Regions from separate parts of the Homo sapiens genome. Here all the other regions are linked to region 3. The links are chromatin loops, found by intact Hi-C in ENCODE. Cell type or tissue: dorsolateral prefrontal cortex. All regions are shown on one strand. Region 1 overlaps LRIG1 (leucine rich repeats and immunoglobulin like domains 1). Region 2 overlaps SLC25A26 (solute carrier family 25 member 26). Region 3 overlaps LOC105377144 (a long non-coding RNA gene).

The links. A loop is a pair of places that touch in the nucleus more often than their neighbours do. Peaks named below come from ENCODE experiments on the same cell type or tissue, not always from the same donor. Only the 100,000 strongest peaks of a DNase experiment are listed, where the experiment ranks them.
Region 1: it touches region 3 in a loop (2.9-fold over the local background); 7 of 110 quality-filtered maps call a loop at or near these places.
Region 2: a loop joins it to region 3, with 4 times the contacts of the local background. A loop is called at or near these places in 86 of 110 quality-filtered maps.

The regions. Positions count from the first base shown.
Region 1 is chr3:66,480,499-66,484,498 of GRCh38, forward strand. The region is part of intron 1 of LRIG1 (leucine rich repeats and immunoglobulin like domains 1); the gene reads right to left. Among named protein-coding and RNA genes, the nearest start is that of LRIG1, 19 kb to the right of the region's middle. In dorsolateral prefrontal cortex, CTCF peaks have their summits at 1,614, 1,837, 2,715 and 3,187; DNase peaks (open chromatin) are centred at 1,627, 2,763 and 3,213; H3K4me3 peaks cover 3,477 bases; H3K27ac peaks cover 4,000 bases.
Region 2 is chr3:66,251,866-66,255,865 of GRCh38, forward strand. All of the region lies in intron 3 of SLC25A26 (solute carrier family 25 member 26), which reads left to right. Among named protein-coding and RNA genes, the nearest start is that of SLC25A26, 33 kb to the left of the region's middle. In dorsolateral prefrontal cortex, CTCF peaks have their summits at 2,363 (motif pointing right) and 2,562; no DNase peak of the experiment used is centred here.
Region 3 is chr3:66,820,842-66,824,841 of GRCh38, forward strand. The region is part of intron 2 of LOC105377144 (a long non-coding RNA gene); the gene reads right to left. Among named protein-coding and RNA genes, the nearest start is that of KBTBD8, 180 kb to the right of the region's middle. In dorsolateral prefrontal cortex, a CTCF peak has its summit at 1,626 (motif pointing left); a DNase peak (open chromatin) is centred at 1,640; H3K4me3 peaks cover 173 bases; H3K27ac peaks cover 719 bases.

The DNA.
Region 1 (4,000 bases), 340 kb before region 3:
CCTTAGCAGGCTCTCAGAATTCCAGACTGAAAATGCCACCTAGCTACTTCCATACCACAGAAATGCAGAAAGAACTGCCCCTCTACGTGCCAGGAGATAAATGAACACCCAAAAGAACACCCAGAAAGAACATCAGCTTCTGTGTGCTTCCCAGATTGTCCTATACTCGCTCCCAAGCTCTGTCCATGAGTCCATCAGATGCAGAAAACCTCAGCTAGAGTTTACCCTCCCACAGAAAACACATTCTTGGCATTTTGAAAGAGCATTTCTTTTCTTCCTTTGAGAAATTATTTAGCAAGGCTGTGGAAAGCAGGGCTCCCAGTGGCCATTCAAAAATTAAGACCAAGCCAGAAGGCAGGAGGAAATGTCACCACAATGGGGAGAAAATAAATCAGTTAGATTAAGATTAAGATCTAACCCTTTTCTGTGGTTGGGGCAGGCGGATTTGAGAATAATAGCATGCTATTTCTGGAAAGTCCCTCCAGAGTAAAAGCTGGGAGGGTGGGGGTGTGAAACTATATGTTTCAGTGTTAGATTAAAATTTGTTGAAGTTGATTGAAAACAGATAGAAATGGCCAACGGTCCCCCTGCCCAGCACAGGTATGCCAGTCCTCTGTGGCTGAGGTCCCTCTATATTTCAGACCACACCTCAGCACTGCCCTCGCCAGCAAAGATGCAGTTAAACGGGAAGGCCCAAAGTCTAATGGGGCCAGGATGCTACACAACATCAAAGAGATTCCAGTTGCTCCCCTTGCGCCATAAACTCTTTCACCCAACATCATTCACACTTTCAGAGTGCAAAGTTCACTCTGATATTGGTGGCTTTCTCACTTTGTAGCTTTTTTGGCAAGTGCCCCTTGGCCTGGTTGTTCATTAATATATAATCAGAACATTAAAAGCATTGTTTCACCTTCTAGGGAGGCTGTGCCCAATTTAATAAAGCCGACATTGTCCCTAGGGTGGGGGGAACCACCTCGAAATTGGCAGAGAATTCAAAGATGCACAGACCGGAGGGTTTATGTACACACACACACACACACACGTGTATACACACACGCATGCACACAGAATTAAGTATTTCAAAAGATGTTTTTTATATTCCCCATGGCAAAGGAGCAAAATTAAAATGCTTCTCACCACAGAAACTGACCTGGCATTTCTTTCCCTTAATCCTTTCAATACCAAATTACTCCTTACCTTTAAAACCTTTACAGGAAGTAGTGATCTTTGTGGCAGGAAGACAAATAAACGAGAAGGGATGTCTAAAACTCTATCACAATTATCTATGAGAATGCTCGTTCAGTGCACTACTTTTACTTTTCAAAGCACATGCATACAATGACAACTCACTTTCGAGACCATGTTTACTTTGCTGAAAGCCACATTCTAAACATGGGCTCGCTTGCAGAAGGGAAGCAGCTTACAATTCAACCTTGTTTATGCTCCAAGTAGGTTTGACAGAAAAACCACATAAATTTGTTTTAAAATAATTTCCATTTGCTGGAAGCTGTTCCTGAAAGGTTCTCAGCCACGCTAATCTGCGCTGATTCCTACCAGCTGTAGGTACCAGGCACCCTGGCCACAGACCGGGCAGCCTGGGCACAGGCAGGCTGGCTCTGCAGAAGGCTGCAGCAGTACAGGATCAACAGAGCCACTGCAACAGTCCCCTCCGCAACACGCGTCCACATCTGTTTAAGAAGAACCCAAAGATGTCCTGGTTCAGAGTCAAAACATGTGACATGCCTGTTGAGAGCACAGTTTTCTATGCAATTACACCTGTGCTCTCTCAGAAACACAGCTTCCCTAGTACCAAAGAGATGTACTGTGCTCAAGCCCAAAGACCACAGTGGAGGACAGCAGATGATGTACTGGGCTGAGCATCAACAAAGGAAGGAAACTGAAAAAGGAAATATCTGGGAGTATCCTGTGTAAAGTCTTCAGCCTCAACATCCAAAGAAATGCAGATTAAAATAATCTGAGGCAATTTCCATCCATTAAACTGGTACATGATTACAGAAATAAACAGCATTTAATGTTTGTGAGGGTGTGGGACAAGCACAAGTTCACATGTAAGTTGGCAGCCTCTTTCTCAGAGGCAGTGGTACCGAAAATATTAAGAATCTGCATATCCAGCGCTATCTGAATTGGGTAACTCATCCTAAGGAAATAAATGGCTAAACATTTATGCATAAGGATGTCTATCAAAGCTTAGGAAAAAGCCTAAATGCCCAATATCAGAGAAACTTTACAAGTTTTATGTAAGTTGTGTAATAATTTATTATACAATAAATATTAAAGCACATTTTAAAAACTGCTTAAAGTCAGGGAAAATATTCAAGATATTGAGTCTTTAAAACATAACTGAAATAGGTATTCAGCCTCACACATTACTGGAAATTTATACACTATCCAGTGATAATATTTATCACCGAACAATGAAATCAGTTGTTTTTTCTTTTGTACTTTCTTCTTTATTCAATAAATGCCTAACATTTGTCACCAGAAAATCAAAAGTAATAAAGACATAGTAACTAGGCTAACAGATCAATAGCACCCCCTCCAGCACCCCCCGTAAGGCCACCAAGACAGTAATCTGCCTAGACTATTCCAGCTCACTGGGGACAAAAGGCTTCCCTACAGCATCACAGTCCAAGATCTCGATAGCCATTAAAAGAAACATGTGAGGCTGAGCTCATCAGGGAGAACACAGCTTCCCATTGCCCCTTGCTAGCATGCCTGGGAGACTGCCCAGAGAGGAGCTCTGCCAGCTGGGTTCGCAGTGCTCTCTCTGCCATGGATGGAGATCCTGCGTGTCTGAGGATGGGGGTGGGGGCCAATGTCTCACATCTGAAGTCCAAGCTAAAAAGGCCCAGATTTAGAAATGTATCTGCCTGAAGTCTCCTGCCATAGAAGCTTCTATCAATTTACATAGTTACTTGGGCTGGGTCCACAGAGGGCAGGGTAACCTGTCCTTAGTGTTCTCACAGCTCCCTCTGGTCAAGGAAAGCAGTCTTTCTCTCTGCCAGCAGCAAAGAGGGAGAAAAGCTACCTTGGCCTGGTCATCCTTTTTGTCAAAGCAGAGGCCTGAGCAAAGTAAGAGCTCAAGCAACCGAAACCAGCTGCCTGGCGAGGGCTCAGCATAAACTGAGCAGAATAACCACAAGGGGAAGGGTGTCTAGACAGCCTCGGTCTATGGAAGAAGCCACCCTCCCCTGCAGTGTCAACTCTGGAAAAGCAGGCTCCAAAACGCGGCTCCAGCAAAAGAGCAGATGAGAGACCATGTCAACAGCTGGGAAGGGCACCGCGGGCTCCCTCGCCAAACGCAACACAGAGGAGAGCGCCTGAGCCTGGCCCACCTGCCAAGGACAGCCACCAGCAATCCAGCAGGGACGAGGCGCCCGAGGACCTCATGTGGGGACAGTTCACATGCACTGCTTTAACTACAAAGCCACTTCAGTGACAATTCTTGCATATGGGACTTTTCCAAAATTCAGAGAGACCAAAAAGACCGCCAATTCTAAATGTGGCAGGTAAACAGCCTGTCATCTTTTCAACTTCGGTTCTATTTGTTTCTTCTTTCTTTCCATTCTTCTAAGTTTCTCAACACTTAAGAGACTTTGGTGGAGGGTGGTGAGGGGTATAGGAAGCTACTAAACAAGCAAGGTATATTCAGGAAATACACAGATGAAGCCTGGGAGGTCTGAATTATTCTATCTGGCAGAGGTATTTCCACAGGACATACAGGACTCTACAGAATGAATGCCACTATCTCTATCTACACTGGTATCTGTCACGAGCATTTAATGTGTCACAGGCTTCACACTAGATTCTGGGAATACAATGGTGGATTGGAAACAAAGCCAGTCACTGCATTCAGGGAGCTTACAGACTAATGGGGTAGTCAGAAACGAATCAAACATTCACACAAAACTTCTATACATAGCACTGCAGAATCCTCACGATGGGAATCTAACTTAAAGGGAACGTCAGCCATGGTTTC
Region 2 (4,000 bases), 570 kb before region 3:
GACCTGGGAGAGTATATTTCATTGATTTTTTTATTTAGTTAGTGGACAAAAAGGAAGGGAAGCTCTGTTAACTTTTTATTTAAGAGCTGCATGAGTTTATAGAACACAATTAAGTTGAGCTTTATAGGCACAGTATGATTTTCATATAGGTTGATGAAGTTGAAGAAACGATTCTGAGCCACAGGAGTGTAACTTGGTCAGTTATTGCCACTGCATTGTAAATGGAAAGACTGAATACTACTCTCAAAGGACCAAAATACCAAAGGAGGTTAGGATTGGCCACTTCCAAGCGAGCCTGAACTCTGTCAGTGACAAACCTTTATTTCCTAAAATATTGCCTTGTTAAGATTAGGGTTCTTGAATTAAATGCAACTGTCACTTATTTGCTTTGGTTTGTGATTGTGTGCTTTTCAATATTTGAGTTGTATAGCTAATACTATTAATAGGTGCTAAGAGACACCGAATAAGAAATTTGATCCCCGTTTTTGAGGAGCATATAAGTAAGTTGGATCCATCTGTTAAATAACTAGGGAGTATTTGAGGATGTCTGTAGGGAGGTAGCAAGGTATGGACCATGGGCTGTCAAGTTACACAGATCGGGGTCAGATTTGTGACTTGTCCACTTATTTGTCTGTAGGCCATTTACTTGCCTTCACTGAAATGCTCTTTTCCTCATCTTGAAAAAATAGGATTAATGCCATCCCAGTCACAGTTCTTACAAGGATGAAATTATACAGCACTTAACAAAGTGTCCAGCCTAGCATCTGACACACAAAATATTGAATAAACATTGGGTCTAGCCCCATTTCACACAAGTTGCTGAATGCGGCACGTTTTTAGAATTTCCTAGTTTTGGGAAAGGTATCTATTCAGAAGGTGAAAAAATTGAAATTCAAAGAAGTTTAGTGATGTGCTCCAAGTTTCCCAGCTATTATTATTCCCAGCTAATAATAAAACACCACTGTAGAATAAGTAATTAGATAAATATTTCTCTGTATACTTCCAGGAGCACCTCTGTTTTCTTTTTCATGTAGTATTTAAAAAATGGCAGAAGTAGCGGTAAGTATACTACTTGTGCAGTAAGGATTCACATCACTGGTTTCTTAAAAGGTCAGGTTCCAAAATTTGCCGTTGGTTACTGTGATAGGCAAAATAATGCCCCCCCCCCCCCATAAATATGTCCTAGTCCCCAAATCTCTGAATGTGTTTCTTCACACGGGAAAGAGATTTGGCAGATAATATTAAGAATGTTGAGATGGGGGCCGGGCGCAGTGGCTCATGCCTGTAATCCCAGCACTTTGGGAGGCTAAGGCGGGCGGATCGTGAGGTCAGGAGATCAAGACCGTCCTGGCTAACACGGTGAAAGCTTGTCTCTAAAAAAAAAAGCAAAAAAAAGTTAGTCGGGCATGGTGGTGGACGCCTGTAGTCCCAGCTACTCGGGAGGCTGAGGCAGGAGAATGGGGTGAACTTGGGAGGTGGAGCTTGCAGATCGCGCCACTGCACTCCAGCCTGGGTGACAGAGTGAGACTCCATCTCAAAAAAAAAAAAAAAATGTTGAGGTGGAAAGAGTTTTCTGGATTATCCACGTGGGCCCAGTCTAATCAGTAGGGTCCTTAGGAGAGGGGAGCGGGGGTCAGAGAGCTGAAGATGGTATACTGCTGGTCCAAAGATAGAGCGAGGGGCCACAAACCAAGGAGTGCAGGGGAGCCCTAGAAAGCAGGAAGTCAACATTCCCTTGCAGCTTCCAGAAGGCATACTGCCTGACTGACATCTCTCGGTCTTAGCTCAGGAAGACCCATTTTGGAATTCATACCTTCAGAATTATAGATAATAAGCTTATGTTTTAAGCCACTAAATGTGTGGTGATTTGTCAGAGCAGCAGTAGGAAGCAAATACAGTCACCATTGCCACCTCCTCAACGTTCAGATTTTTGTATTGGTGGGAATCTATAAATCCATCCATGGGATGTTTGTCACCTCCTGTGAAATCATGGCTCATTTCTGTTATGGAAAAATACAAAAGCAAAAAAGCCATTTGAGGCTTATCTTTTGGGTTGTATAAAATTCTGTGAACAAATTGTAGACACAGGGACTAAGTGTTGATAGAGTTATTTTCTTTGAGAAGACTTCCTTGTGTAGTCTGTATTACCCGTGACAGCAGTCTTGTCAGGCGAGGGAAGACTAATACCTACAACGATTGAACTTATTTGCGTGATTGGAAAGAGTCTTATAAGGGGGAAAGGTTTGATGAACATAGGTCCCAATGCAAGTAGGTAAAAATTAAAATCTAAGGAGTGTAAGTTAGGATTTGTAAATTGGTTTTGTCAACAGCTGTAATTCCATTTATCAACAGAAGATGGCAGACTTGACACACAAATGAACTGTTGTAGAGGTTTTTGATTTTTTAAATGATGGTATAGAAAGAGATGTAAAATATTCTTAATTGGAAACCTGCTTTCTAAAGAGAATTTTGGGAATTACAAAGAGAATGTGGAAATGAAATACACGTAAGCAAATTGCATTTCAAAAATCTTCATAGTTTCCAGGGGTCTCTCCCTGACCCCCTGTCTTACTAATTTGCCACTTTGAGTTTGCTCTGGAAAGTCCAAAGCAGCTTTTGCTTTGAATACGATGAAGCTTTGAGTGGCTCTGTTCAGTGTATTGTTAAATTTCTGTTGAATTGGTTATAGAGTTGCCTGTTGAAACATGAAGCATTAGCTGAAATTAAACCTTGAACCTCTAAGTGCATTAGATGTGTGTAAGTATGACATCTTTATTGAAAAATAATTCTGGAGATGATAGTCAGAACACTTGGGTTTCACCCATGCTTCCTGAGCTAAGTAGCTCTCTGACCTTCAGCAACTTCTATGATCTCAGATTGATTTATATATAAAATGGTGACATAATTAGCTTCTAATATCAGAGGAATATTTGCAGGTAGTTGATGGAGTTTCTTGGAGAAAAATCTTAAATCAGAATTTTTTTTGTGAACTATGTTGAAATAGTTGCGAAGAAGATGTAATGTTAATAAAAGGTATTATTGGGGATACTTAGGGACTTTGAAGAGCATTTCCAGAACTAGAGGACAGGGTGCAGTTGTAAAACCCTGGTGGTGATGTGTTGAAGGAAGGGAACTTGGCTGTGGCAATGAAAGAACCAGGGGTTTTAGCAGCATCCATCTCTCTTTTCCTCCACTCAGTACCTAAAGTGAGGCCGAAGTTCACTGGAATTTTTTCCCTTTCAAATGTTTAGTTTTATGATTTGTAGTCTTGCATCTTGGGTTTTTGTTTTTGTTTAAAGAGACAGGATCTCATAGGTGGCCTAGGCTGGCTCCAAACTTGTGACCTCAAGTTATCCTCCTGTCTTCACCTCCCTGAGTAGCAGGGGCAGCATGCATGTGCACCTGGTTCTTGGTGTTTCATTTAATAAATATCAAAAGGAAACATTCAGTCCTTAGCTGCAGCAGTCAATTAAAAACAACAGAAAATATTTTATTTATGCCAAAGGAAGAAAAATCTTGGTAGCAGCATCATGATTTAATCAACATTTTAATCTAAGGTTTCATATTTTGGCATATTTAAGGAGGCCAGCATTGCATTTTGATTTTGATAAAGTATGGAGGGAGCATGTTTTTTTTTTTTTTCCTTTATGGAAAACCTTAGTAGTTCTTGTTTTTAGATAGAACTTTAACATTTAAAACATTCTTGGATTTAGTGAAAATGCCACCATTCCTGTGTCATGGATTCATACTGAACCTCAGATTTATAAGGAAAGAATGCTTTACAGAATGGATTTACCAAGAGACCCACAGATGACATTCTGTTTCCTTTCATAGAACCATAATACTGTAACATGTTTTTGTTCTTGTGCAGTGAAATACTTTGTTGTAGCTCAAATTCAAATCTAAGAAGGATCAGAGTTAATAGAAAACCAAATGGAAGGCTCCGGAGGTACTGGAGGAAGCAGAAGCATTACTTTGTAGCATCTCTCATGCCACAGTT
Region 3 (4,000 bases):
CTCAAGCCAGTTTCTCAGGGTTGCTGTGAAAATTCAAAGTAACAACGTACGCCGAGATGGTTTACTGTGAAGAGTTTCAGAAATACAAATGACCAATATCAGGAATGTTCCTATATGGCCTATTCTTTCCCTTAGAAGTTTTGAACAGAGTTTCAACACGTAAGTTAGGACCTTTTTCCTTTGAATAATTCCCTTCTCAGGCTACGGAGTCTCTTCAGTTTCCTGGTCATTGGGTTAAATTTTCTGCTCCAATGAAACTGCAATAATAGGAATAACAGTGAGTTTTAGGTTGGGAGACCTGTAAATTCTAACCAGATCCTTAAACTGTTCTCATTTTCCAAAGCTAGTATATTGCACACCAATATACTTTCTTTTTATTTCCTCTTTGGCCAAAAAGTGAATTGTCAAGTGCAAGTGAATTGTCAACATTAGTGTAACTTTCTACACAAAAATGACCTGCACCGTCTTAGCACCTAGGGTCTAAGGCCTCAGTTACAAAAATAAATTGTAAAGCCAGAAGAAAATATGTCACAATAACAATTAGAGGCCAGGCACGGTGGCTCACACCTGTAATCCCAGCACTTTGGGAAGCCGAGGTGGGAGGATCACCTGAGGTTGGGAGTTCGAGACCAGCCTGACCAACATGGAGAAACCCCATCTCTACTAAAAATACAAAAATTAGCTGTGCATAGTGGCACATGCCTGTAATCCCAGCTACTTGGGAGACTCAGGCAGGAGAATCACTTGAACCCGGGATGCGGAGGTTGCAGTGAGCCGAGATTGAGCCATTGTACTCCAGCCTGGGCAATAAGAGTGAAATTCCGTGTCAAACAAAACAAAATGGAACAAAACAATTAGAAGCTGCACAGTTTTCTTTAGGTGGCAAAATATGTATGAACAGTTACATGGCAAGCAAACTGCACATTAAATTTGGGTGTATTTTCCATATATGTTGTGTTCTTTACATTTACAGAGCTTTGGGGGAGGGGGACAAACAGTTATTTATGAGTTTTCCACGAATTGTTTTCTTTTCTCTTTCACTTTCTTTGGTCAGTCATTTGTAAGAATCAACTGGAGATAACACGCCAGACCCCAAACTTATTTTTGGCAGAAATGCACCATCCTTGCATGGACACTAGATGGAAAAATAGAGTTTTCTATTTAGATTTCTAGAATGGGTTATAGCAGGTACCTGGGAAAGGTTACGCAAATTGTTCAACATTCTTGCTGAAGTGGAAATGTTCTTGGGGAGTCCCCGTGGTCAGCATTAGGAAGAGGAATTACCCGCAGGGCCCAAAAGACAGATCCTCCCCTTTCTAAGAAGGATTGCAGACATTTGAATTGAGCTTTCTCGGGAGGTTTACGCAGCACACTCCCAATGTTCAGAACAGGGAGTAAAGAAAACATTTTGCTTGAGAAGCTTCCAGACCCCTGGGGTGACTTGTAGGATAAGAGTTTGGTTGGGATCCTAAAAGGTGGTAGATGTTCAGCTCACACGGACTAAGTGTTACAGGGCTGGCTTCCAGCTTGGGTAATGGCTGAACCTGTGAATGTTGCAAGTTGGCTTCATGAGGTGCCCTAAAAGTCCAGACTATAGACTCCACCTGACTCGCCAGGTCAATGCTCCCCCTTGTGGTGATTTCTGGAGCTGTTATCAGCTGTCTCCTAGGTGGCCCTTAGACAAGTAAGGGTGCTTGAAAACACATGGTCTGGGAATGCATATTGGTGCCTCTCAAACTCAAGAAAGGGGTGGCGACATTCCAGTTATGTGTCTGTTCCAAAGACCGCATATGGCCTTCTCTAATTTTTAGGGTTTTTTGAGAAAAAGTTCACACTAGCTGCTTTTAAATTCTCTTGCCTCTGAAATCCTTACCTGAACATCTCCCACCTAGAAAATATTTTTCACTGGCGACATCTCTTGTTTTGGGTGAGCAGAGATGAAATGACGCATGGCCTGTGTGATTACGGTGTGATGTCTGCACCAGGTGTAATGTGGGCTGAACAGCTTGACGTGTTTTCGTGAAACCAAAGTATAACCTTCCCAAATTAACCTCTTTGTTTCTGTTAATGCAGTCTTACCTACCAAAGTATTTTAAATGGTTCTTATGTATAGTTTAAAAGACTATAGGTTATAGCTATGCAGGGGGCACCTATCTTATGGGTATTTAACAACAGAAGCAGCTTCCTTTAAAAGTGGAATCAGTTATGAAATATATCATTTATGGGGCCAACTCCTCCAAGTACTCATTCTGTTTGCCTTTAAGCAATATCTTCCAGTATTTGTAACAGTTGTTCTCAGCAGCACAAAGACCTTAGCAGTTGAGAGATAAAGCATGAGTTTGGTCTGTGACCTTGATTACAACATGTTGTGATGTGACGATATGGCTTTGCCTTGACTGACATTTGTTTGGCCACTGCCATGGGTACTGTTTCAAGTCAGAAGAAATTTACATGGAGAAAAACATCCCATGAGCTTAAGTTAATACATTGGGAACTTGCCCTAAAACTAGGTGGCTTTTTTTTTTTTTTTTTTTTTTTTTTTTGGAAATCAAATAGTAACAAGTCCTATGTAACAAACATCTAGTATCAGGGTTACTAGGTGTATTATACGTTTATTTAAATCAAGATCATTACTAAGCACCTACTATGTGCAGGACAAGTGTAAGTGCCTTAGTAAACATTGTTTTTTATGCTATACACCATTTTAAAAGTTCCAATCAATATTTGCTTTCCATTCATTAAACATTGAAAGTTCTTTCAGCATGCCATCTAATCACACGTAAGTATTTGCCTTTTTCCAGGCTTAACAAAACATTTTAGACACAGACTATCAAAGAGCGAGGACTGTACAAATGTCTCCTTCTGATAATAGAACTCGGTGGCGACTTCAGTGGCCCAGGTCCTGGGAAAGTTTCCACGGCCTCCCTGGTGCCCTCCTTCCCACATGACTGCAGGAACATGAAGTAGTTCTAAAGACGGAGACCAAGGTGACCGGCCTTGCCCCTCCAACACAAGTCCCTCAAGAATCTTTGTGCCAGGGACATGAGGTGGGGGCTTTATGTTCCTCTACTCTCCACTGTCTCCTAGGCCAATCCCTTTGTATTACAGATGAGGAAATTGAGGCCCCAAGAGAAGTGACTTGTGTAAGGTCACACTGCTAGTACATCACTGTGCCAGTCCCAGAGCCGTGGACCTGGGACTCCCATCTCTATGTTATTTTCTTTTCATTAATCTAAATCATCTTAATCTTTCAGATTTCTGGATGAACTAGAAATCCTTTCTCGCCTCTGAGCTTTAGTTTACAAACCGTTTCCTCTATGTGCAATTCCACCATCTTATATCACCCTTGTACCTTCACCTTTGACAAGTGACTGGATTACTCTTAAGATCCTGGTTAAAAAATCACTTATTCTAAGATGCCCTTCCTGACCCTCCAAGACTGGGTTAGGTGCTCTTCCAGTGCATTATCCTGTCATTCTCTACTGATGCCAATCCCAGCATTTGTTACCTGTGGTGCAGTCATCGAGATCTCCAGCACACTGCAGGCTCATTGCGGACAGGAACATATGTCATGTCATGGTTGCATCCCTGATGTTTAGCACAGTGTCTGGGACTCACTAAATAAATAGTGAATGGATAAATGGATTACTGGACAAGTATTCTGTCTTAAAAAAATGAGAGTTAAAGAAGACCCAGTTTGCGCAGGTGGAGAACTGGTAGAAGAGGGGATGGGGGAGCCAGGTGTGGCAGCATGTGCCCGTAATTCCAGCAACTCAGGAAGCTGACGTGGGAGGATCGCTTGAGACCAGGAGTTCAAGGTTACAGTGAACCATAATCATGCCACTGCAGTCAAGCCTGGGCGGCAGAGTGAGACTAGTCTCTTAAAAAAAAAAAAAAGCTGGTGGAGTGGGTCTGTGATGCCTAGACCCCAACTGACCCTCTCTGTGTGCTTATCCTCCTGTGAACCTTACGATGTCTGTTCTTCAAATTCGTATGATTT